6 separate regions of the Homo sapiens genome follow, and all the other regions are linked to region 3. The links are chromatin loops, found by intact Hi-C in ENCODE. Cell type or tissue: gastrocnemius medialis. All regions are shown on one strand. Region 1 overlaps ARMC2 (armadillo repeat containing 2). Region 2 has its middle 19 kb from the start of FOXO3. Region 3 has its middle 31 kb from the start of LINC00222. Region 4 has its middle 13 kb from the start of ARMC2. Region 5 overlaps SESN1 (sestrin 1). Region 6 has its middle 53 kb from the start of LINC00222.

Region 1 (4,000 bases), 120 kb after region 3:
CATTTCTTTAAAATAAGGGAAAGGATAAAAATATGGCAAAATGTTAATATCTGACCAAACTAGTGTGGGGTACACTGATGTCTGTTATATTCTTCATATATTTTTGTACCCATGAGATTTTACAATACTAAATAGTAGATTTTAAAAATTCTTATCTTCAAAATTTAGTTTTTTATCAATAAAATGACTTCTGTGTCATTGGGAATTTCTTTACTCAGGAAAATCTTAGATATACTAATTTCTGAGCCAGCATAGTTGCTAAGGATTTTACATTTACGTGCTAAAAACATCAGCCAATCCAAACATTGTGTCAGGTTTTTGTGTCCAGAACTCAAAGCTGTGGTTAACAACTATAACCACTGAGACAGCAAAATCTTCAAAAACATGCTGAAATTTTTGCTTGACTTACCCAATTTCCTGTTGAATCATAATGTTTATATTTAGCAAACTGTGAACCTAGATGAAAGTGCTTTCTAAAATATTAGATTGTTGCCCAAGATTGAAACAACCTTATTATTATTTGTGTGTTTGTGTGTATCTTAAAAAGCAATTATATGATTCCATGCTTCATTTTCTAGAGTAACTCAGGGATTGTGTATAAAATGGAGGCAGGAGGAGGCCCAGCGTGAATGAAGAGGTGGAAAGGCTGTAGCCAGACACAACTGTGCCCTTTGAAATTCCTGGGAGAGGGTTGGAAGGAAACCCTCATACCAGTGACTGAGTAACTTTGGTTCTGAGAAGAAGCAAATCTCAGAAACATTCAGAAGGGCCCGTAAGGGTTAAATAAATTGTTCTGTGATTTCTGATTCACCCCTATAATTCAGCTCTTTCTGGGGTGAATAAGTTATCCATTTTATTTGTCCTGAAAAACAGGTTGATAGTCATGGTTTCTCATAGAAGTTCTCTATTAAGCAGCATATTGCATAGGAGGTAAAAAATGCAGACTTGAACTTATTGGACTCAAAGTCTGGTTTCTAGTAAATTTAAGTGTGTTATAAATATGTATCAATTAAATAACTCGCCTGACTTATTTTCTGGCTTTCACTTACCTTGATAATGTTGATTTTATTTTATTTTTTATATACTTTGGACTTTGAATAGGTTAGTTATCCACAAATATGAGCAAGTATGTTTTTTGTATTACTTGAATATTCATGTTTACTTTTAGAATCCATATCCATAAATTATCAAAGTTAAGGCAGATTCATAAAAACAATGACCCAAAAGATTGAGATGGTAGTCTACAAACTATCTGTAGTTCCAGAATCCCTGAGCCTGATGGGAAGTCAGTTAGAGTCTTGGTTTTGTGAATATTCATATATTTTGCTACAGGGTGCTGCCGCAGAAGACCCTACAGGGGTGGTACGTAATATGCAATGTGTATACCATATTGACTTTCTAAAATCCATATGTTCCTGCATCCCACACCACATCTGATTCCAAAGGTTTTGGATAAGGGATTGTGAATCTGTACTGATGTGGACTAATTTGTCCTAAAGACAATTCAATTTAGTATCTGATGGTGAAGTCTTGCATTGGGTTAGATAGATTATCTGAAACCTTGCTATTAAGGCTATTTACTGCACTGCAAATGTTTAATAATAGCTTTGTTGACAACCTCTATTTACTTTTGCTGCTTAGGTGATCTTGGATGCCCTGTGTGGCTCAGCTGCTCTTGGCAGTGGGAAGGGTTGATAAAAGGCAAGCCTGGACTTGCTGCAACTGGGAGTGGCCATTTCTAGCATGTAGTATAATGGGAAGGCCTGTGTGTTGGGTGGGATAGGTAGATTGCACAGCGTCCCTGCTTCTCCTGGGTGACATCAGCACCATTTGATGGTTTGAGGATTCATGTCAGAATTCAAATACATCTCTGAATTCAAATGAATTCTTAAATATATGCCATTATGTGTTATCTATGGATTTCTCTGCTATTTTCACAGATAATCATCAAGGGACTTTATTGGATTTCTTGATGCAGAGAATTTTATTTTAATCCATATTAATATTAAAAAATATTAATATGGATATTTACTAAGGTATTACACACATTCAATATGTGTTGTATATATTTTTCTCTTCAAGAATAATAAGAATGCATTAGAGGCATTGGAAAATACAGAAGAGCGCATAAAAGAAATTAATAATCCTAATCCCAATATTTAGAGATAACCATTGTTACCCCATTTTACAGAAGAGAGGTAAAGCAATTTGCCCATAGTCAACGAGCTAGTAGGTGGCAGAGCTAGGATTCAAACCCAGATGGTGACTCCAAACCTGTGCTATTGATAGGCCCCCTGCTCAACTTGTCCTTTGTGCAAAGTAACCTGAAAATACATGGGCCATATACCCGTTTGCTCCTCTGTCTGTCTCTGTCTCTCTGTCTTTCTCTGTCTCTTCTCTCTCTCTCTCTTCCAACCTCTCACCTTCCGATCCTTCCTGATTTCTAACTCTTTGTGTGACATTTTTAGGGTCCAGGCATCTTCTGTGTGGACACTTAATTGGTACCAGGTCCACCCTGCCCCGAGAGGGCATGGACTCCCTGACTTGATGTAGACCAAGTGCCGGATAAAGGACTTAAGGGGTGGTCTTCAGAGAAGAGAGACTGAGGAATACATCTCAGGACTATTCAGTAATGCCTCAGCACAGCAAAGCCACCTCTAGCTACAGTCAGTGTTTTAGATCTTGAGATACTGCCTGTGTGAAATATAATCATAATTTGCAGTTTCTAATATGAGTTACATTTCCCCCCAGTGTTACCCTTTAGTCGGCTAGTTTGCTGCAAGTCAGCATAGCTTTGAGGTCAAATGCAGAGGCTGGGGAGTTATATGACCCCAGGCAGATAACTTAATACACCTGGGCTCCACTTTCTTCACTTGCAAAATGGAGACAGTTTGGGAACCTCCTCATAGTGTTACTGCAAAAATGAAATGGAGGCCTCCTGCATCTAGAGTACACAGTCAATGGTTGCTATTCCCTACAACCCATATTCACAGGCAGCATCTACTCTTGATGGCTTGGTAGTATCACACAGGCATGAGATACTGCAGGGGTGATAACATGTTTGTATACTTGTTTAATCAGGGAAATGAAATTAATTATATACTGTATATTGCTAAAGGCTTGGCACTGAGCTCAGAGCTTTACCTATACCATGTCTTTTAATTCTTATACCCTTGAAGGCAAATATTCTGTTTTGCTGATGAGGAAACAGAGACTCAGGAAGGATAAGAAACTGGACCCCATCACTCACCATGTCCATAGTGGAGTTGGGATTTGAATTGAGATTTGTCAGCCCCGAAGGCCCAGGCTTTTCTGCTACACCACACAAAATCACTTGGCATTAATGCTACTGGCCCCATGTTAGTGTAGACATTTTATTTCTATAGAAAATGTCCATTTTAGGTCTCCCTTTTAGAAAATTTTTCATTACACATTTTTAAAATCCTTATTCTTTATATATCTATAGTTACCTATTCTACATTACAGAGGGATAAGTTTAAGTAAAAATGTACTCAAAACTGTTTGCCTTACTGACAGTCATCAGTATTTACAAAGCTTACTACTTTATGAAGTGACCAGATCACATTTTAAAGTTCTGATTTTTTACATTATCCAGTCTGAGTTTAATTTGGGGTAATTTGATTAGAAGACCTGTAGTTCTAATGAGAAATAGTCAGGCTTGGAGAGCAAAGGGTAATTTAATTCTCTAGTTTATTAATTGTAGTGATGAATAGTAAAGGCTTTTGACCATGCTTCATGACAACTCCTTTTTCATAGCTTTTTCTCCTGCTCTGGATTTCTTTTGCAGTCCCAAAAGCTGACCTGCAAGAAGAGGACGCAGAAATAGAAGTAGACGAAGTCTTTTGGAATACAAGGATTGTACCGATTTTGCGTGAATTAGAAAAGGGTAAAACACAAACAAACAAACAAAAAACCGTTTTTGTTTTTTTTTTAAAAAATACCTGTAGTTATTTATGTGTTCCCCATTGCCCTGATATTT
Region 2 (4,000 bases), 240 kb before region 3:
ACAAAACATGTACATGATTCGTATGCTGAAAACTATAAAATACTAATCATAAAAGATCTAAATGAATGGAAAGACATACTTATATTTATAGATTAGAAGACTTGGCTGGGCATCTGTAATCCTGTAATCTCAGTACTATGGGGAGCTGAGGCAGGAGGATCACTTGAGCCCAGGAGTTCAAGACCAGCCTGCACAACATACAGAGACCTCCATTTCTACAAAAAAAAATATATTTTTTAAATTAGCTGGGCATGGTGGCATGTGCCTGTATTCCCAGCTGCTCTGGAGGCTGAGGTAGGAGGATTCCTCGAGCCTGGGAGGTCAAGGCTGCAGTGAGCTGTTATTGTGCCACTGCACTCCAGCCTGGGCAACAGAACAAGTCCTTGCCTCAAAAAATAAAATAAAATAATTTAAAAAATAGAATAGAAGACTCAATATAGCAGAGATGACAATTCCAAAATTGATATATAAAATTAATGCAATTCCTATCAAAATCCCAGCAAGATTGTTTATATATCTGGACAAGATTATTATAAAATTTACATAGTTGGGAGGCCAAGGTGGGAGGATCATTTGAAGCCAGGAGTTTGAGACTAGCTTGGACAACTTAGTAAGACCCCCATCTCTACAAAATTTTTTTTTAAAATTAGTCTACCATATTGGCACATGCCTGCAGTCCCAGCTCCTCGGGAGGCTGAGGGAGGAGGATCACTTGAGCCTGGGTGTTTGAGGCTGCGCTGAGCTATAATCATGAAGCTGTACTTCAGCCTGAGTAACAGAGCAAGATGCCATCTTAAAAGAAAAATAAAAATTATATAGAAAAGCAAACAAAAAGCTAAAAAAGGTAAAACTATTGAAAAATAAAAATAAAGTGAGAGTAATCACTCTACCCAATTTTAAGACTTATAACTATAGTAATCAAGACTGTGTGGTTTTGGTGAAGGGATGGTCACAGAGATTAATGGAGCAGAATAGAGAACTGGAAAATAGACCTACACAGATATGTCCAACTGATTTTTAGAAAGTTGTAAAAGCAGTTCAATAGGAGAAGGATAGGCTTTTCAACAAGTGGTGCTGGGACAACTGGATAAACATAGCTATCAACAAAAAGTAAACAAATCTCTACCTGGAACTCATATCTCATACAGAATTTAACTTAAAAATCAATCACATACTTAAATGTAAAGTGTAATTGTTGAGGAAAAAATAGAAGAATATATTCAGGATCTATGACTAGGCAAAGAGTTCTTAGACTTGACATTTAAAACACAACCCATACAAGGAAAAACTGATTAATTGGACTTTATCAAAATGAAAAAGTGCCCTGTGAAAGACTGCTGTGTGTTGAAACAGTACCTTGCTTTTCACGATAATAAAATACCGTCTAAAATGAATGTTGATAAACTACTCTAGAGCAGTGGATCTTTTAAGTGCCCACTTTGCAGACCAACCCTTAGCGCAGTGTCCAACAGCCAGTATAGGCACTCCACAAAATGTCAATGCAACTGAATGGCTTGTCTCCACCACACGCTGACGGTTCTCTGTAGCTGAATGGAGGGTGAGGGGACCTAAGGAAGAACATACAATGAAAGCCACAGGTACATGCCTTTTACATTTTCTCTCCTCCTTTTCCTCCTCTTTCTCCTCCCTCTCCCTCCTTCTCTCTTTTCCCTTTCCTCTCTCCCCTCTCCCTTTATCTTCACCTTTCTCCCTTTCCTCCTTCCCTCATCAAACCTCAGAAGATCACGGAGCATGGGAGTTTGAAGTAAGGAGTACAGGAAATGAAGATTGAAATTTGCATGTATGCTCAGCTCACAGCCACCAGATGGCGGGAGGAGATCAGGAAATTCAGGCAAAGCCCTTCTGCTCCAACTTAAAGAAACCACAACCAGCCAGCACCTGGCCAGCTTGCTTTTCTGGGTAAGTGACTATGTACAGAAATACTTTTTGTTTTCCATAACTCTCTGTAAAGCAATACCAGGTGCTGGCCAAAGCAAGTAGATGCTGTGTAATTTGATAGTGAATGTACCCATAGGAAGGGACAGTGTGTTTCTGCTTCTCCTTCCCTCTGCCTTTTCTTTCTGCATCTGCAAAATAGGGGTTCTGGTTGTGACCTGCCTCACTGTGATAAGTCCGCTGAGAGATAAAATGAGCAAAGTGCCCTGTGTGCCACAGATGACAGATGTTTTTCTAGGAAGAATGGCATCAGTGCACCATGTGTGTCTGACCACCACCACCCACAAGGAACACATGAAGTGCCCTGGTACTGTGGTAGCTGTGAACCTTGGGGTGATCTCTAAACATGCTTCCAATCCTGATGTCATTCTTTAGCTAAGTAAGACAATGACACCCACTGAGTTACACTCACCAGAAAAAGTTGCCCCATGACAGGTACCAGAGTCAACGGAGAAAGATATTTTCTTGGTAAGAATGGTTCTGGGAGGGACAGATTTGGAGCCAGGAGCTGTAGGTGAGATTTCAGCCTTGCTCTAACCAAGTCTGACCCTCCAGCCTCGCTCTCCCACCTGCAAATGAGAGTGATGCCTGTCCCTTAGCAGAGATGATGTGGAAGCACTCATTCTGACCTGAATAGACTTGGTATATATACCATGTGTGGAAGTTAGAGATGTTTCCTCCTCATTCTTCGTGTTGAATTTCACCCTTTTCTGAGGATATCTGAGTCTCTGCACTAAGGAGAGGTGGAGTCCACAGGCTGAGAGGTGCCTCACCATACTAGAAGCATGCCGAGTAGGCACTGTCTCAGGCCAGCTGGTTGACCAGTTTTGGCTTCTTTCTCCTTCTAGTGGGTAACTTCATCCTGTTTTACAAATATCATGGTTATTTCTTGGCATATTAAGCCGTGAGATGAGCCATGTAACTGGAGTCAATGTATGTTTTCATTTTAATCAGAAAATTCTTGAGACTTCACCAAAGGTCTTTCTGTTCCCATACTGTCCCTCCAAATATCTTACACATGGCAGATAGGAGGTAAGATTAAAAACAAACGGTAGGAGATGCTACAGTTACTATGATGAAAGCCCTTGGAGCAGGCGGCAGAGTGCTCAGGCCTCGAATGGGAGTCAAGGGATCTGGTTCTCCAGGTGCAGTCAGGGACAGCCTCAGACTGGCCCTTGGGAAAACCAGAAAACCAGAAAACCTGACCTGAAAACACGCCCTTCTTCAACAGCAATGTTTTCTGGAATGAGCACTTGGAGAAAGTTTGGTGGTTCAAAGGAAAGGAACCTAAGGAACAGAATGAAAGTGAAGGCATGTCATTGGTCAAAACAACTTTGCAACAAGGGAGGCACTGGCGGAGGCACCTTCTAGAAGTACACTGGAAGCCTGAAGAAGGCTACAGTCCAATGCACAGCCCAGCTGCTGGCTTGCAGCACAACTTGCTGCCTCCCGCCATGTGGCTGAATGCACACAGGGGTGCCCTGACACTGGCCATTTTGCAAAGATCCAGGGGACAATGGCAGCTGGTAGCAGCAGGAGTGGGGAGCCCACAGCAAAGGGATTAATGATGATCCACAGGGACCCCTGTGGAGAGATGTCAAACAGCATCTGCAGATGATTCTAGCAAGTACAGCAGTAGCCAGGGGTATTAGCAGTATTAGGATAACATGTGGCTCAGGTTGCAAAGTGGACCAATCCACCCTGGTTAACTGTAGGGTTCACTCAGGCAAAACAATGGTGCAAATACCACTGAGGCCTCCATTGACAAGACCCAGTTTCACCTCCCAAGATTGTTGTGAAACTTCATCCCTTCAGGAGAAAGATGCTCCAACCTTGGGTCTCATCCCTGAGGTGAATCCCTTTTCAGCAACTATTCAATTTTTTTAAGCTATGCAAGATTAGAATAGGGTGATGGTGGTGGTTATAAAACTCAGAATAAATATTAAGCTTTATTATATAGCTCATCTCTTTTTTAAAAGGGATATTTTTCTCCAATGTGAATCTTTCCTGTGACAACAGTTATAGGTCAAGGAAGGCAGAACTA
Region 3 (4,000 bases):
AGGTCAGCCTACCAAGGAGAGATCAGCTTTAGTTCCTCAGAGACATGCCCAGTGATTCCAGGTGTGTGCAGGAGAGTGGCCAAACAGCTAAGGCAATAAGTCTGTTCTGAAGAAGACTTCTGTGTGTCAGGGGCCCACCTGCCGTGGCCAGGGAGGCTCTGCTCGTGCTTGAACCAGGCTTCTGCCAGGCGCCCTCCACCCACTCCATGCCTGCCCTCTCCACCCACCCCCTCCTCTACCCCCTCCCCTTCACCACCTCCCACACCCTCTTCACCCCTGCCCCTAAACCCCCACCTACCCCGGGGTCTAGTCCTTTGGGGGGAACATGAACTTGGCCTTCTTTAGAGCAGGCTGACCAATGGCTACCTCCATTCAGAAATGCTTGCTGTAACTCAGGACATCCTGTGTTGGCTGTGTCCCAAAGTCCAGGTGAAAATCTCCCGGGCCTCTGCACATCTTAGGAAGGAAGAGGGACCAAGCATCTAATGAGGTCTCTGATCTGGAGAGGAGAAGCACCTTGAGCCAGGGAAAGCCTCTTCCAGCACAGACAAGGCAGCCCTTTCTTTAGTGGGTGTCCTTTTCAGAACCAGGTGTTGCTAAGATTTAAAAGGTATTCTGTTTGCTAATTCAACTGAAATACACACAATCCGCCCCCAGTGCTGGGTTCAACATCTTTTTGCCAAGGCGGTTTTTACAAATGCTGATGAACCACTCCATGTGGCTTCCTAGGCAAGCACATTCCTCAAGCATTTTGACACCGGCTAATGATTTAAAGTCCCTTTGGCTCCATAAACAGTGGAGGCCGGCCCAAAGTGTTGGCTGATTAGAAACCCACTGGGCAGGCTCGCCCAAAAGGGCCTGGGGCTGGGTGAGCGCTCTACCTGGCTTCCCTCCTTGGGTGAGGAGGAGTGGGGTGGAAGGAAGGTGAGAAGGTGGTGCCCCTTTTCTGGATCTCTTGGTTTCCCTTTGACTCTCCATCTAGTATTCTCTGCATACACACACACTCGCACACACACACGCGCACACACATGCACACTCATATGCACACGCACACTCGTCTCTGCCTATGACTGTTCGATATCTTGTTGAATAGGCTCTGTGAAGGGCTGGGGGAGGGGCACATGTTGGAGAGAATGCCTACTTTTACTTCACTCGCAAAGATTCATCCCAAATTCTGTGGGGGTGTGTTGGCAAGGAGGGGAGGCAAGACTAAACAGAGGGGATAAAAACTTGCATCCGCATGATTGCTTTTTAAAAATATGACAACTTGTGAAAGCTTTATTTTCTGTTTATAGTGAAAGGCATTTCTTCTTGCCATTTACAGAGCAATTCTGCAAGAGAGCTTCAGCAAAATTCCAAAACAATCGCATCGAGAGTCGGCACAACGCAGGTCTCCCGACTTTGACTGGTTCCAGACGAAGTTTCTTTTGTCGTTTGCTAGCCTCCAGGGATGCAATCTCTACACTCTCTGTGGGATGGAGGGGGAAGGTGAGTGGAGGGAACATTAAATATTAGGAAACCCGAAGAAAAAGCAAAAGCAACTGCTTTCTCAGGCTGCCCTTCGGAGGTTCGTAGTCCGGGAACGATGAAGGGAGACTGCCACCTATGGGCCAGGTTCCAGGGACGCCCGCACGTGGCGTTCTGCGGGACAGACGCAGTCTTAAGGTAGAAGGGAAGGCGTCTTCATGGGACAGTGAGTCACCGCACACTCTGCTTGCAGGCAGAAGCACTCTTAACTCATTCAGGACAGATGAGCATTTTCCCAATTTAAAGGACACTTTTTTTTTTTTTTAAACAAGAGTGTGATCTTGTAAGCCAAGTTTTGTAATACAAACAAAATAATGGAACTGACACCCCAGGACCCACCATTTAAATTAAACAGATGTTCAGTTCAGTTTGGCTGCTAGGTTCCACAGTGGGATCCACTCCAGCACTATACCTGAAATTGTGTGGCTGCTTAACAAAAATGAATCAGCATAATGAATCAGAGATAAACATCCTCTTGCCGTGCCGTCCCAGTAGAAAAGCAACAGGATAAATAACAATTGGGCAAATATCAAACCCATTCCAGCAGATGCCTGTGGGTGGGGGCAAGGGAAATGAAAGTGGAATCAGACACAAAGGGGAATATAAAAGGAAGCACAGTTGTAAAACTAGAGAGGGACCTCACATACAGTCACGGTAATGGGATAAGAACTGAGGAGTATAATTCAATCACCTCTGCTCCCAACGTGAAAAAGAAAAGTTATATGCTTTGAGCTTGGCAAGTGGGAGACGGCTACTGTGTTATAATGGTTCCAATGGTATCATACAGTTGTCCTTTGATATTTGAGATCTATGTGTTCGTGAATAGCAAATCCTATTATTCCCATTGTCTTCCATTATAAAATCAGATCTGCCACACAACACCTATACGATACTGGATTTAGAGTAACCAAGCAGTCCCGACTCCTGTTGCAGAGAAGGGAGTGGTGTAGGTATTTGTGTGTGCATTTTTTTGTCTGAGTGTGTGTACATGTGCATGTATATGAAAGCATGTGTGTATGTATGAGTGTTTAAAAAAGGAGCTCAGGAAGGATTATGGTTCTGTCACTCCAAACCAAAGGAGATTTAAGGTCCTCTGCCCAGCATTGTAGCACCTAGAGAAAAGCTAACCCTGTCCAGGGAGGCATCTCCCCTGAATAGGCACATGTACTGAATAGGCACACTGCCTTCCAGACCCATCAGAAAGGCAGAGTTGGGCTGTAGAGTCTTCAACAGAAATCAGCAAGTAAAACTTGGGATGCTAGAATGGTACTGTACTTTCAGCAAGTGGCAAAGGAAACACAGGAAAGAATCCAACAGAAGCAGGATGGGGATTTTCTGGGCAGACTAGTAGGCTGGGTGAGGGAGAATAACCCAGTGTTGCACTCTATGTATAATCCACATTTTGTTTGCCCATTTTGCTCCTGAAGGACCTGTAGGAGACAGGAGCTAGGCCAGAACTGTTCTCTTAGCCCCACCAACTAAGGGTTAGTAGCATCAGTTCCTAAGTGAAGAAGAACTGGCAACCGATACCAGAATCCATCGAATGTCCTTTAGGGTTCTTTATACATAAAAACATAAATAGTGCCAAATTCTCATTAGTAGCTCAGTTGCTCTTTAAAAAAACACTCCTTTTATCTTTTATGAAGTGTAAGTTCAAGAGTCTTTCTAGATGTTGTAATATTCGGACACCTGGTTTAGGAGGCCTCTCTCTCCCCCCTTCATATATGTGAACCATAACCAGGAAGATCTGAGTATCTTTAACGTATATTAGTAAATTATATATACTATCGTTTCATGTACTTTACATTTTATGTAAATTATATTGTATAAATATTTATGTTGCATCTTTCTAGTTTATCATTACACATTTTAGATGTATCCATGTAGGTGATAAGGATCTAGTTCACTCATTTTAATGGCTGTGCAGCATTGCATTGCATGAATAATCCACATTTGATTTGCCCATTTTGCTCCTGAAGGTCAGGTAGCTTGTTTCCACTTTTAAGCTATTACCCAGAGTGCTGAAAGAATGTGCTTTTGTTCATATCTCCTTGGACCCACGTGTCTCTTGGGAACTTCTAGACATATAGTGGCAGAATTTTTGGTCATAGGTTATGCATTAACTTTACCAGGTGTTGCCAAATCGCTCTCTACAGTGGGTCTGTCATTTTTACATGCCCACTAGCAGTGGATGTAAGTATCCATTTCTCCATTCTCATCAACTTTTGGTATTGTCAGAGTTTTTTCAAGAAATTCCCACTCTAATAGGCATGAAATAGTATCTATTTGTTTTAATTTGCATCTCCTTGACTACTAATAAAGGCGAGCACATTTTCATGCGTCTATAGACCATTAAATGTCCTCTTTTGCCGATTGCTTGTTAACATCCTTAAGCTTTTTTGATGTTCGGTTGTTGCTCTTTTTCTTGCTTATTTGTAGGAACTAGTTGTACATTTTGGATAGTAATCTTTGG
Region 4 (4,000 bases), 53 kb after region 3:
AGGCGGGTGGATCACGAGGTCAGGAGATCGAGACCATCCTGGCTAACACGGTGAAACCGTCTCTACTAAAAATACAAAAAATTAGCCGGGCGTGGTGGTGGGCGCCTGTAGTCCCAGCTACTCGGGAGGCTGAGGCAGGAGAATGGCGTGAACCCGGGAGGCGGAACTTGCAGTGAGCCGAGATCGCGCCACTGCACTCCAGCCTGGGCGACTGAGCGAGACTCTGTCTCAAAAAATAAAATAATTAAAAAAAATGATATATTGGGTAGAACGTACACTACTCAGGTGACGTGATGGGTGCGCCAAAATCTCAGACTTCACCACTATACAATTCATCCATGTAACCAAAAACCACTTGTACTCTAAAAACTACTGAAATAAAAAAAAATTTTAAAACATGAAATGCTATGTATGCTTAACTTTGTATCCTCTTACATATAACCAAAAGGTAATGTACCTACCCTGCAATTAATTTAACATTTTTATCAAACAAAAAATATTATGGCAACTATGAATGATACTTTAAATAACAGAAGGAAAAACTGCACTTAAAATTCTGCTTCTCCCCCTGCCTCAACAGAACTATTTGTGCCTCTGAACATTGTGTCATTTGTATATCTCAATGCCTCTACTTTACCCTTATATGCATTAAATGGTTACAGTATATTTTACCTAACCACTACCACCCTCACTAGATGGTTAAGAGGCTTCTGGCTTGCAAATGCTCTTATATTAATTTTGTATTAAACAGGTGTAAAAGATTATTCTTCTTTTGGATAATGCAAATCACTAAATCATATAAATATTTCTAATGGCTTTGCATTGCTATTGGCAATGTAGGTGTGGACGAGTTCCACTACACCATCACCAGCAATGGGTATTTTCTAATATTTAATAGAAGCAAAATGGAAACTTACGCTGTTTTATTCTGTAGATTTTAATGTTATTGATGGTTTCTTGTGATTGTAAAGATGCCCTCATTCAGCATTGTCATAGAATCTTCAAAGACACTGAGTGAGCACCAGGCTCATGGGTTGTAACTGTGATAAAGATGTGAACATTATCAAGAACGTTTCAGAAAGTGCCATGTGGTTTCTTCAGGAGCTGGTTTTAGGCAGAATTAATCCTTTTAGAGGGTTATTATATTGGATTGTCCTAGTTATGTCAAAAGATGGCCTGGGGGAGGGGATTTCTTCATTTGTCTGAGCATTGCTGAACATTTACTTTCAAATTTTCTGCTTAGTGCATAATGAAGAATGTTCACCAAATTTGTGGCAGTAAATGTAAACTGTATTCTTGACATTTGAAAAATCTGACATAGATTAATATTACAGAACTATAGCAGTTCTCTGTGACATCCCTTCCCAAAAATAGAATTGCTATTTTTTAGATAAATTATTCCTCCTTTTCCCTATTATTTTATCTGCCACAAATATAAGCAGTGACTTTAAAACAAATAGCGATTGAAAGAAATTTACATTTTGGCAAACATAACTTAATTTTGAATGCTAGGATAGGCTTTCTCACAGAAAGCCAGGGTCCTGAAAAACAGAATGTTCTTTTCTGAACTGCATTTTGAAAAGGGAAATTAATCGTAATTTTTGCTTTTCCAGGCCGTGCCATCCCCGGGGAGGACAAGAAAAAAGTAACAAAAATAATTTTTGGCTTCAAGCACCCAACAATGGAAATGCTGAAACCCATGTCCTTTAAGTCCTTTTCTTCTCCTAGCAGAGGGCCCTCTGCCTACATGGGGCACCGTGGTGGCCATTTAATGTACTCCTGCTTGGTACCCACCTCTGCTCTGCCCCCTGGTGGCCACAGACACCATTGCTGCTGCCTCAGCACAGTTTGACCTTGTTGCTGCCAAGAGCCACCTCTCCTCTCATCACTGTCCCCACTCTCCTGCCATGCCTCAGGTGGCTGCTGGCAGAAGAGCAGTGGGCTTTGTTTCTTCAGAACATCACAGCAACCACTGTCTTATCAGCTCACACCCTCAGGATCTTACTGCCCCTTTTCCCAAAAATCTCCACTCCGGCAACCCTGGCCCTGCATCATTGAAGGACATTTAAGTGATATAACATATTGTTGCCTCAAAAAAGTTTTTTCCCTCTTCAACAGCTGGGACAACTGGATAACCACATGCAAGAGAATGATGTTTGGCCACTAACCACACCATACATACAAATTAACTCAAAATGAATCAAAGACTTAAATGTAAGAGCTAAAACTTAGAACAAACAGGAGAAAATCTTCACAACCATGGATTTGGCAATGGATTCTTAGATAAGATGCCAAAAGCACAAGCAACACATGGAAAAAAAGAGATACATTAGACTTCATCAAAATTAAAAACTCTTTTGTGCATCTAAGGACACTATCAAGAAAATAAAAAGAAAAACTACAGAATGGGAGAAAACATTTACAAACCATATACGAAAGGATCTAATATCCAGAATATTTAAGAAGTCTATGACTCCCCAACAAAAAGACAACCCAATTTAAAAATGGCCAAAGGACTCGAATTGATATTTTTCCAAGAAGATACGCAAATGACCAACACACACTTGAAAAGATGCCCAGAGCTGGACATGGTGGTATGTTCCTGTGGTCCCAGTTACTCAGGAGCTGAGGCAGGAGGATCACTTGAGCCTAGGAGTTCAAGCCTGGAGTAAACTATGATCTCACCACTACATTCCAGCCTGAGCAACACACGGAGACCTGGTCTCAAAAAAAAAAAAAAAAAAAAAAAGATACTCAATATTAATAGTCACTAGTGAAATGCAAACTGAAACCACCTTGAAATACTTAACACTCACTAGAAGGACTAGGACTATAATTAAAAACACAGACAATAGCAAGTATTAGCTAGAATGGGTAGAAATTGGAATCTTCATACACTGCTGATGGGAATGTAAAATGGTGCAGCAACTGTGGAAGACAGTTTGATGGTTCCTCAGAATTTTAAACAGAATTACTATATGACCCAGTAACTCTTGGATGGAATAAAAACTTTGTCTACACAAAAACCTGTACACAAATAGCAGCACTATTCATAATAGCTAAAAGGTGAAACAATCTGAATGCTCCATCAGCTGATGAATGGATAAACAAAATGTGGTATATCTGTGGAAAAGAGCATTACTCAGCCCTAAAAAGACAAAGGGAGTACTGATACATGCTGTAACATGGATAAGCCTTGAAAACATTATACCTAATAAAAGAAGCCAGACCCGAAAGGCCATGTATTATATGATTCCATTTATACAGAATGTTCAGAATAGGTAAATCCAGGCAGACAGAAAGCAGGTTAATGCTTGCCAGGGGCTGAGGGGAAGGAGAAATTGGAAATGGCTGCTTAATGAGTCCTTTAGGGGTGATGAAAGTGTTTCGGAACTAAATAGGGATAGTGGTTTTACAGCATTGTGAATGTACAAAATGCCACAGAACTGTGTACTTTAAAATGGTTAATTTTATGTTATGTTAATTCCATCTTAATAAAGAGATGAAAAGTTTACAATTTGTTAAAAGGTCTCCTCCAACACTGATGCGTATTCCCCAGAACAGAAACCTTCTGTGTCAGGTCTCCCGAGGCCGGAACATCAGTCCTGGGGCCGTCTATCATTTTCTTTCAGAAATCTCACTGGGGCCTCACGTAAATGGAACTGGGAAGGGGCAGGAAAAAAATGTCCCTTGGGCCACCGAGGTCTTACTATATAATGAAATAAATGATTCCCAAATATGCCAAAACTGGAGAGCTTATGTAACCAAGAAAACCCGTAAGGATGAATGAGCAGAACAGCAAGTCAGTGGTTTGGGGTTGGTTACATTTGTGGTTAAGGAAGGGCAGGGAGAGGGGAGGAGAGGACTGGGGGAGGGGAGAAAGAAAGAAGAAACAGAGAAACAGAAAAAGGAGACAGGAAGGCAGACAGGAAGGCAGGAAGGAACAAGGAAAAGAGAGAGAAAAGGAGGAGCCAAAAGAAGAGAACTCAAGATCCCTTTT
Region 5 (4,000 bases), 290 kb after region 3:
AATAAATCAAGATAAGGATCTAGAGGGTAAGAAGAGGTGCTATTTTAGATAACTAAGGCATATACAAAGATAGTTTTTGTTTCTTTTTTTTTTTTTTTACCATACTAAGTTCTAAGACAGGCACAATGCTAAGTACCTTAAAGAGATGAAGGTCCTTTTATCTTCATTTTGCTGATGATAAACTGAAGCTCAGAGATGGTAAGTAACTTCCTCGAGGTTAGACAGGCAGAATCGGGATATGGACCCCGGCAGTCTAGGATCAATTTCTGTGTTAATATGTATTTCCTGTTCATGTTACATGAGGGCTGCAACTCTGCTGTGCTCAGCTGAGCTCCCTGTGTTTTCATATTCTGGAAGCCAGACTTAAACTTTTAACCTGTAAACTGCCAGGTGAGGGCCTGCCAGTTTAAGACCAGCATCATAAGAAACTCAAGTACAAATATTCACCAGACACACTGCAAGAATGTGTCTTGTACTCACTCAGCAGACTCAGAGGCACGAGCTAACATTTAGTCAACAAAAATTTCCCTTTGTTGGTTTAAAACTCCCCAGTTTCAATCACTTCAATTTTTCTCTAAAGTTTAAGGAAAATAAGTTTAACATGCAGCAGGTCACTCTCGTTTTAGCAATGGTTCTTAATCTTTTAAGATCACAATCTCTTTGAAAATCTGATAAAACACGGGCTCTCTCCCAAGAAAAATGCAAGTGAGTACACAGTTTTGCATGCAGCTTAAGGGGTTCAGACACCTAAAATAGCAATAATCCTCAATTTGAGAATGCTTACATTGTAGCATCTTCCAAAATAAATCTCTGCTCTGAAAACTTTCTTCTCCCTGGTGAAGGGAGTGATCCTCTTTTACTAATTACTTAATTTAATTAAAACACAGTTAACTCTTAATTATTAGCATTTCAAAAATACAGCTTTATCCTCTAACACAGTTCTGCAGCAAAAAAGAAAAAGGACCTAGCTAGCTGTTAAGAATTAATTATTTCAGCTTCCTGAAAGGCAAGTTTCAATGATAGGTTATCTATGTGTGAATTAGCCATAAATATTTTTATTGTATAGTGGGTGATTTCCCTTCTATAGTCAGTAGTTTACAACAAGTATGTTGTTGAATATAACTCCAGTCCTTGAGAAACACAAGCATAATTTCCCTAAGTCACATATAATTTCCCCAAGTCGCATGTTTTTAGAGAAAGGTAAATTTGTTCCTTCTGCCCTCTAAAAACCATGAAATGCATCTCTAGACTAAGAAATGATTTAGGCTTCTGTATCATTTTTCAGCTTCATAGTATATTGTTGATTTTACTTTTTTTAATAAACAAAACACAGTACTACTAAAATGTAAAATGACACAATGGAGAGAGCAGGCAAGTAAAACAGTAACTTTTGATTCTTGATGCCTCATGTTTAATTATACAATGACTGAACCATAATGTGGTAGAGCTCTTAATACAACATACCCAAATTATTGCATGGCTAATTCAAGGAGTTTAAAGTAAACAGGAATATAAAGATGCTTAAATAAATACTTAAGGCCAGCTGTGTTTGTGACTTGAAAGAGAGCTAAGGCAACACGATAGTTGACTACGGAATCACCAAAAAATACAGACATTTTATCTAGTCAATTTTTTTTTTAATAAAATGGCAAAGATATTTGAATTAAGCAGATTTAGAAAAAATTATAAATAGGTAAATTTTTATTATTTGCATTCAATAGAATAAAAAATAAAGTGTTTTTTTGTTTGTTTTTTTAGTTTCAAGAGGCAGTATAGTATTGAAATTAACAAAATAAACTCTGGAGACCAAATGTCTGAGTTTGAATCCTTGCTCTGCCATCTGCACTAGCTAGGTGAACAGGGGCAAATTAGATAACCTCTTTGTGTCTCAGCCTCCTATTAAATGGGTGAATGCATGTACAGAGTTTAAAGTGGCACCTGCAAAAAAAAATCCAAGCATTTGAATGTAAGCTCTACGAGGGTAGTGATTTTTATCTATTTTTCCCTTTAGTGCATATGAGTACCTAGAACAGTACTAAAGATGGTAGGTGCTCAAAAAATATTTGTGAAATGAATGACTGTTATCGTTGTTATTATATGGTTATTTTCTCAATAGATGGAAACACTAAATCAGTTAAGCTCGGCTATTTAAACTTGGAAACTTTGGTCTCTTTTCCCCAACCCCCCTTTAAAAACATAAGTGTTGTGACATTGCAAACCCGTCTTCTCCTAAGACCCACAGCACCAAAATATGGGCAACAAACTAGATTTTGGTTGAGCAAGAGTGCCATCTAGCGCTCATAAAAGCTAAAAGCTGAGAATTAGGAGTAAATTTTTATTCAGTGTAAACACAAAGGGGAAAAAACCCACAAATGCAAAACTCATTAGGAAAAAATATTCTTCATTAACAGCCAAGGTGTTTGAAAGAAAGTTATTTCTAAATAAAAATCTCAGCTTTAAAAGTTGGTATATACCATATTAGAAGAGACATTTCAGAGAGTACAGTTTACTGAAGTTCTACTTACCTTAAAAGCCACTCTTCTATGAATAGAAAGTGGTGTTTTGACTTATTTTCTTTTTAATGACATGTGTTTGGTCTCATTATAATAGATTAACTCATTATAGAAATCTTGGAAAAATTAAGAAAAGCATAAACCACTGCCAAGAGAGATAACCGCTATTAGTATTGGGACATACAGTCACGTGTCACATAATAACATTTTGGTCAACAATGGACCATATATACTATGGTCATCCCATAAAATTATCATGCAACATTTTTACTGTGCCTTTTCTATGTTTAGATAACACAAATACCATTGTGTTACAATTGCCTATTCATTACAGTAATGTGCTATCGAGGTTTGTAGCCTAAGAGCAATAGCCTAGATATGTAGTAGGCTATACCATCTATGTTTGTGTAAGTACATTCTATGATGTTTGCACAATTATGTAATTGCCTAACAATGCATTTCTCAGAATATATCTGTCATTAAGCAACACATAACTGTATATATGTGTGTATATATGTATATACCTTCTAGATTTAAAATATACATTAAAAATAGTTTAATTTTAATAAAACATTTGGCCAAGATGCTAAAAATGAAATGAGAAAATTATAAATATTGATAATTTGTTTCTCTACTAAAATCAAGAGCTTTCTCTGTCATTGAAAAGCTCTCATCTCAACATTGTATTCAGTGGGTTAAATTTTTAAAATAAATTGCTATAAATTATGTAATCATTTGTGGGTAGCTCTACAATAGCCAAAATACATAAGAATTATGGTTTATAAAGTGAAAAAAGACAAAATTATTTCATCTGTTCCTTATAAATAACACAAAATTGATAGTAAAGTACACCAACTTGACTTTGGGTGATCTGAATAAAATTTGGGTTTGCTTAATATTTAATCTCACTCCTTATTCATTTGACAATGCTCATTAAAGTTTTGGGATTTGCTTTTAATTCTCTTTCCCCTCAAATCATAGACACAGAAGAGATTTGACTCACAGCTCACTAGAGAAGTATCAAATGATGAAAAGAAAGCTGACTGCCATTTCCTACCTTTTGGACAAATGCTGTTTTGCTTTTAGTACCAAGAATGGGAAGTAAAACATTTCCTAAAGTTGCATAGGAATAATGGTTGACAAGAGTCATGGAGGAAAGGAAGAACGAGGAAGATGAAGAAGCTGCTAGAGCCAGGCAGGCCTCTCCCACTGAGGCATGGTGAGCCCCACCTAGTGAGGGGGCAGGCACTGGGGTAGAGCATCTATTGTTCAGGCTGGTGTGAGGCTCCTTTATCTGGAGAATGGTTGCAAAGGTAGGAAGAAGTCGAGACTGGACTCATACTATCACTAGCTGAAGCACACTCTATTCTGACATTAATCAGGTTTCTAAGCATATACCCTAAATCACAGCTCTCTTCATAGTATGCAGGAAGGACTCTTTTCCTAACTCCTAGCTTCAGGAGATAGGTTGTTAGGGTAATGGTTCC
Region 6 (4,000 bases), 84 kb before region 3:
CAGAGTGAGACTCCATCTCAAAAAAAAAAAAGGAAAAGAAAAAGATGTAAAACTTCTGCAGATGGACGATGCAAGGGTAGTGGTCAGCTCTTTAATCTGCACATTTTAGAATCCAGTTTTGCTCAAAGTAAGTAATAAGGTGGGCGAAAAACAGAACAGAGCTGAGTTTAAACCACACATCTGCTTGCCAGCTACACAGCCTCCATGCTCTCATTTATAGGATAGGCGAAGAAATTCCTACCTTCTAGTGTTGTTGCAAACATGAGAGGCTGCAGAAGAGTTCATAATGCAAGTGGGTAAAGCATAAGAGGCACTCTATAAATGGCAGCAATTATTATTAATTTGGTTTATTAAGAGAAACCATAGAATGTACACACCATTAACCATCTGTGGTAGGTGCTCTCTGCCTCTCAGTACTGCTCAGGATTTCTGAGGCCTAATTTTCTCCTGGCAGCACTAAGGGAAACCAAGGAGTTAACAAGGAGGCCTGGAGGCTGGCATGGCTGGGACTGTTAGTTCCTAATGAGGGGCCGGCCCGAGGAGGAGGCCTAGCAGCTGTGAGGAGGGGCGCTGAGGGTGTCTCCCATGGAGGAGACTTGGGCTGGAAACTTTGTTTTTCTTATTTCTGAACTCGGTTTTACACTCCTGAGGGGAGTTCCTAGTGTCTGGACTTGGTCTTTGAGCCCTGGCGCTGGTGGTTCCCTGAGGAAATGCCTCGCGGCTTCTTATGGGGCAATGTTGTTATTGATGTTGGGCCAAGGTGGTTAGAAAATGGGATCCTCCAAATGGGGGCCTTGTGGTTTGGCCACACGGAGATATCTCCACAAGCACAGCCGGGGTGGGGACAGCTGCCCACAGGGTAGGGCTTGAGGGTAACGTGGTGCTTCTCCTCGGCCGCCCCATCCTCTCCTGTCCTTGGCATTATTCTTACATGTCGCCTGTATTCTGGCTTCAGACTCTGCTGAGAGAAACGCGCTGTGTTAGGGCCAGCTGGGCCCTGAGCAGACTCCTGAGAGCCAAAAAGCAGGGAGACCAGGGTGCCAGGGGCACTCTGGAGAGTGAGAGGTGCTCAGAGTGACAGCACCCATGGGGGGTAGAGATGCCAGGCTGAGAAGAGGGAGAGGGAGAGGTAGCTCTACCTGGAGCAGGCCCCAGTAACCTCCACCCCCTCTAGAGGCAGAGGCTTCCGTGACCCCCAGGGTCAGCCCTGTCCCCCTCAGCCCTCGGTGGTCTCCCCTCCAGCACCCCAGGTGGTTGGCTATTTCCACATTGTGCCTACCAGACAGCTGTGGCAGGTGCTTTAAATATGTCTGTGGAGTGGTTGAAGAAATCTGAAGAAAAGAGGGAAGTCTGATGGTATCTCCAAGGTGACTTGGAGGGGCTCTGGGAAAGGATCTGCCCACTCTCCAGCTTCGCCATGATGGGTAGGCTCTCACAGGAGTGTGGCGGGTAACCGCCCTCACTCCTGGCCTTTGAGTTTCATTTCCGGTGAGTTTCTCCTTCCTTTTTATTCCAACTCTTCCTGGAAGCAGTGAGTGCTGGTTTAGTTTTAGGTACACATAACATTTGTCTTCATAGCCCCCACAGATGCAAGAGGCCTCATCCCTGTTCTGTGTCCCCTCTGGGTAGGCTCATGTGTGCAGAAGGCAGCCTGGGAAAGCCCGTTCACGGAGCTCACTTTGCTTGTTCTTTATCGTGGCTTCATGCCTCCCATTTGATGCTGCAGGTAAGAGGGCTCATGACCATATAAAGCAAATTGGGTGCCGGCTGTTACAAAGGGGAGGCTGCAAAGAAACAAAAGCATTTCAGCCAAGTAAATGCCCAGAATGTGCTGGGGAGTGGGGAAGGGAGGGGATAACATAAAGCCCCTGTCCCAAGGATGCAGCTTATGCCCCCTGGTCTAATGTGGGAGGGGGACGGTAATGATAATATAGTGTGAGAAGAGCTAGGACACGGTGAGTGACTGACAAGTGACCCAACGGGCAAAGCCAATGGCCCCCTCCACGTTCCACCCCCTGGGCATGAGCACCCTCTCCCATCTTGCCCCTTGATTTGTTGTGTCCTTGCCTGTTGCCTTGGGCAGGCTGACTTCTCTCCTTCCACACAGGGAGGTGGGCAGGAGGATGCCAGGAGCCCGTGTGACATCCAGCTGGGCCAGTGAGCCATTCGGTGGGTTCGCAGCAGTTTTGATGATCACCTGTCCATTTGTCAATGCTTTTCCTCACCCTCATTGCCTCAGAGGCTGTTAGTGTATGGAACTGTGATGCATATTCTATTATCTTCCCAGGGAATTACCTCAACGTTGGCCAGAGCTTAGCATTCTTAGCCACACGGGGCTCTGGAGGTATTTTTGGCGCAACTCGGAACTCCTGAGTGTCCATGCACTCTAGACTCGGGCTAGGATGCGAAGTAGGGATAAAGCAGATGTGGCGGGTGTGGCATGTCCCATGGACCCAGGCTTGGCCTTGCGTCCCCTTCTCCCTGAAGCCCGTTCCTCCCACTTGCTTCCTGGCTCCTTGGCCTCCCGCTGTCGTCACCCTCTGAATCCTTTCTTCTCCTCCCCACCGAGCAGGCAGAGGGAGGCAACTCTCATCACAGCTCAGGCCAGAGAGAGGAGTCCTAGGCCCTTGCTATTTTCAGAGCTAAAATTAAAGCCCATGGTTTGCTTCCTCAGCACTTAATTAGACTCCAGCGCCTCACAGGGCAGCCTCCTTCCCGCCCACCAGTGAAGGCCTGACCGGTGGGTTTGGAAGCTGACGCCATGTTCCTGGCAGGAGGGCTGGGGCCTGGGGTATTTTTACATATGAGAGGCTGTGGAGAGCAAAATGCTTGGCACTGAGCCAGTTAGACTAAATCAGTTGGGAGAGGGAGGGAGCAGGAAAGCTGTTATATCGTCCTTCCTTCTTTGAACTGCACTATAAATCTGCTAGACAGGAAATGGGATTGGGAGGGTAGAGGAGGGGGCTGTACAGTGAGGCTGGACTGGGGCCTGGGATACCACCACCCTCGCAGCCTGGCTCAGGTGAGGCCCTGCCCTGAAGGTGGGGTGAAGGGGGCCTCACTTGGGGCTGGGGGTGAGGCACACTGGTGGGTGTTCAGAGTTGTCTGGGTCAGCTAGGGTATGGGCTGACTGTATCTGCCCTCGTGTTATTTCTGGGCCCCTTCAGATCCTCCAACTAAAACCACCATCGGTGGAACAGCTTTTAGGACTGGAAGAGACTTCAGAGACCCTGTAATTAGGGTTTTGAGGACAAGAGAGGGAAAATAAATTACCCAAAGCCACATACCTTATGAGAACTGGAAGTGGGGATGGGACTTTTGACCTAGGACACGATGGCTGTGCACTGGCTCTCTCCCCTTCTTATTGCTGTCTCTTGGCTTTCTTGGGGGCACAAACTTTTCATTCCAGAGTAAAGGTAAGATATAAAATGCAGATGTATGTAAGTAAAATGACATACAGTCAATTCACACTAAGAGCTAAATAATTGATATTTAGCACTGTTACTGAGTAGAGATTTTGATGAGCAGAAGGCCCCTGTGCTCCGTGGAGGTGTCCTTCTGACCGTAAGGGTGGTGAGGCATCATTGACTTCATAATCAACCTAAGGCCATCTGGCCTCAGGGTTTCTGGAGGGGGCAGGTGGGGGAAGTTGAGACCTGGGATGTACCTGAAACAGAACCTGCTCCCTCCCAGGGAAGAGTGAAAACAGGACACCTGACTAATGACATCTCATATTTATCAATTTACAGCATTTCTCCAGAAAGGTCTAGATACCAGCCTTAGGGGAACCTCATTATTGTTGGATTAAACTTATGCCTACCCATGCATCTATAAGCCAAGGAACCTCTCCTGTTTTTTATCTCTCCTTTTCCCTCCTATAACACTCCTGAGGCTGCCTCTCAAATGTAGGAACCAATAGGTGAGAACCATGTAAGATCTTCGTATATACTCCTGAACCCTGAATTAAGTTAAGGAATAGCCATAGCCTGTATTTATTTTG

Evidence for each region. A loop is a pair of places that touch in the nucleus more often than their neighbours do. Peaks named below come from ENCODE experiments on the same cell type or tissue, not always from the same donor. Only the 100,000 strongest peaks of a DNase experiment are listed, where the experiment ranks them.
Region 1: it touches region 3 in a loop (4-fold over the local background); 36 of 110 quality-filtered maps call a loop at or near these places.
Region 2: a loop joins it to region 3, with 7 times the contacts of the local background. A loop is called at or near these places in 93 of 110 quality-filtered maps.
Region 4: a loop joins it to region 3, with 2.0 times the contacts of the local background. A loop is called at or near these places in 48 of 110 quality-filtered maps.
Region 5: a loop joins it to region 3, with 2.3 times the contacts of the local background. A loop is called at or near these places in 35 of 110 quality-filtered maps.
Region 6: a loop joins it to region 3, with 2.2 times the contacts of the local background. A loop is called at or near these places in 7 of 110 quality-filtered maps.

Annotation. Positions count from the first base shown.
Region 1 is chr6:108,895,886-108,899,885 of GRCh38, forward strand. It overlaps ARMC2 (armadillo repeat containing 2), which reads left to right. Exons shown (of 18, transcript NM_032131.6): 7 at 3,809-3,907. Among named protein-coding and RNA genes, the nearest start is that of ARMC2-AS1, 26 kb to the right of the region's middle. RefSeq lists an enhancer at 1,101-2,300. In gastrocnemius medialis, no CTCF peak of the experiment used is centred here; a DNase peak (open chromatin) is centred at 1,696; H3K27ac peaks cover 2,712 bases.
Region 2 is chr6:108,540,357-108,544,356 of GRCh38, forward strand. No RefSeq gene overlaps it. Among named protein-coding and RNA genes, the nearest start is that of FOXO3, 19 kb to the right of the region's middle. In gastrocnemius medialis, a CTCF peak has its summit at 1,839 (motif pointing right); a DNase peak (open chromatin) is centred at 1,875; H3K27ac peaks cover 2,707 bases.
Region 3 is chr6:108,780,864-108,784,863 of GRCh38, forward strand. No RefSeq gene overlaps it. Among named protein-coding and RNA genes, the nearest start is that of LINC00222, 31 kb to the left of the region's middle. RefSeq lists an enhancer at 1,503-1,552. In gastrocnemius medialis, a CTCF peak has its summit at 1,623 (motif pointing left); a DNase peak (open chromatin) is centred at 1,658; H3K4me3 peaks cover 1,005 bases; H3K27ac peaks cover 1,132 bases.
Region 4 is chr6:108,833,616-108,837,615 of GRCh38, forward strand. No RefSeq gene overlaps it. Among named protein-coding and RNA genes, the nearest start is that of ARMC2, 13 kb to the right of the region's middle. In gastrocnemius medialis, a CTCF peak has its summit at 1,816 (motif pointing left); a DNase peak (open chromatin) is centred at 1,786; H3K27ac peaks cover 1,297 bases.
Region 5 is chr6:109,071,271-109,075,270 of GRCh38, forward strand. The region is part of intron 1 of SESN1 (sestrin 1); the gene reads right to left. Among named protein-coding and RNA genes, the nearest start is that of SESN1, 22 kb to the right of the region's middle. In gastrocnemius medialis, a CTCF peak has its summit at 2,300 (motif pointing left); a DNase peak (open chromatin) is centred at 2,262; H3K27ac peaks cover 4,000 bases.
Region 6 is chr6:108,697,071-108,701,070 of GRCh38, forward strand. No RefSeq gene overlaps it. Among named protein-coding and RNA genes, the nearest start is that of LINC00222, 53 kb to the right of the region's middle. RefSeq lists enhancers at 1,505-2,704, 1,932-2,738. In gastrocnemius medialis, no CTCF peak of the experiment used is centred here; a DNase peak (open chromatin) is centred at 2,435; H3K27ac peaks cover 2,129 bases.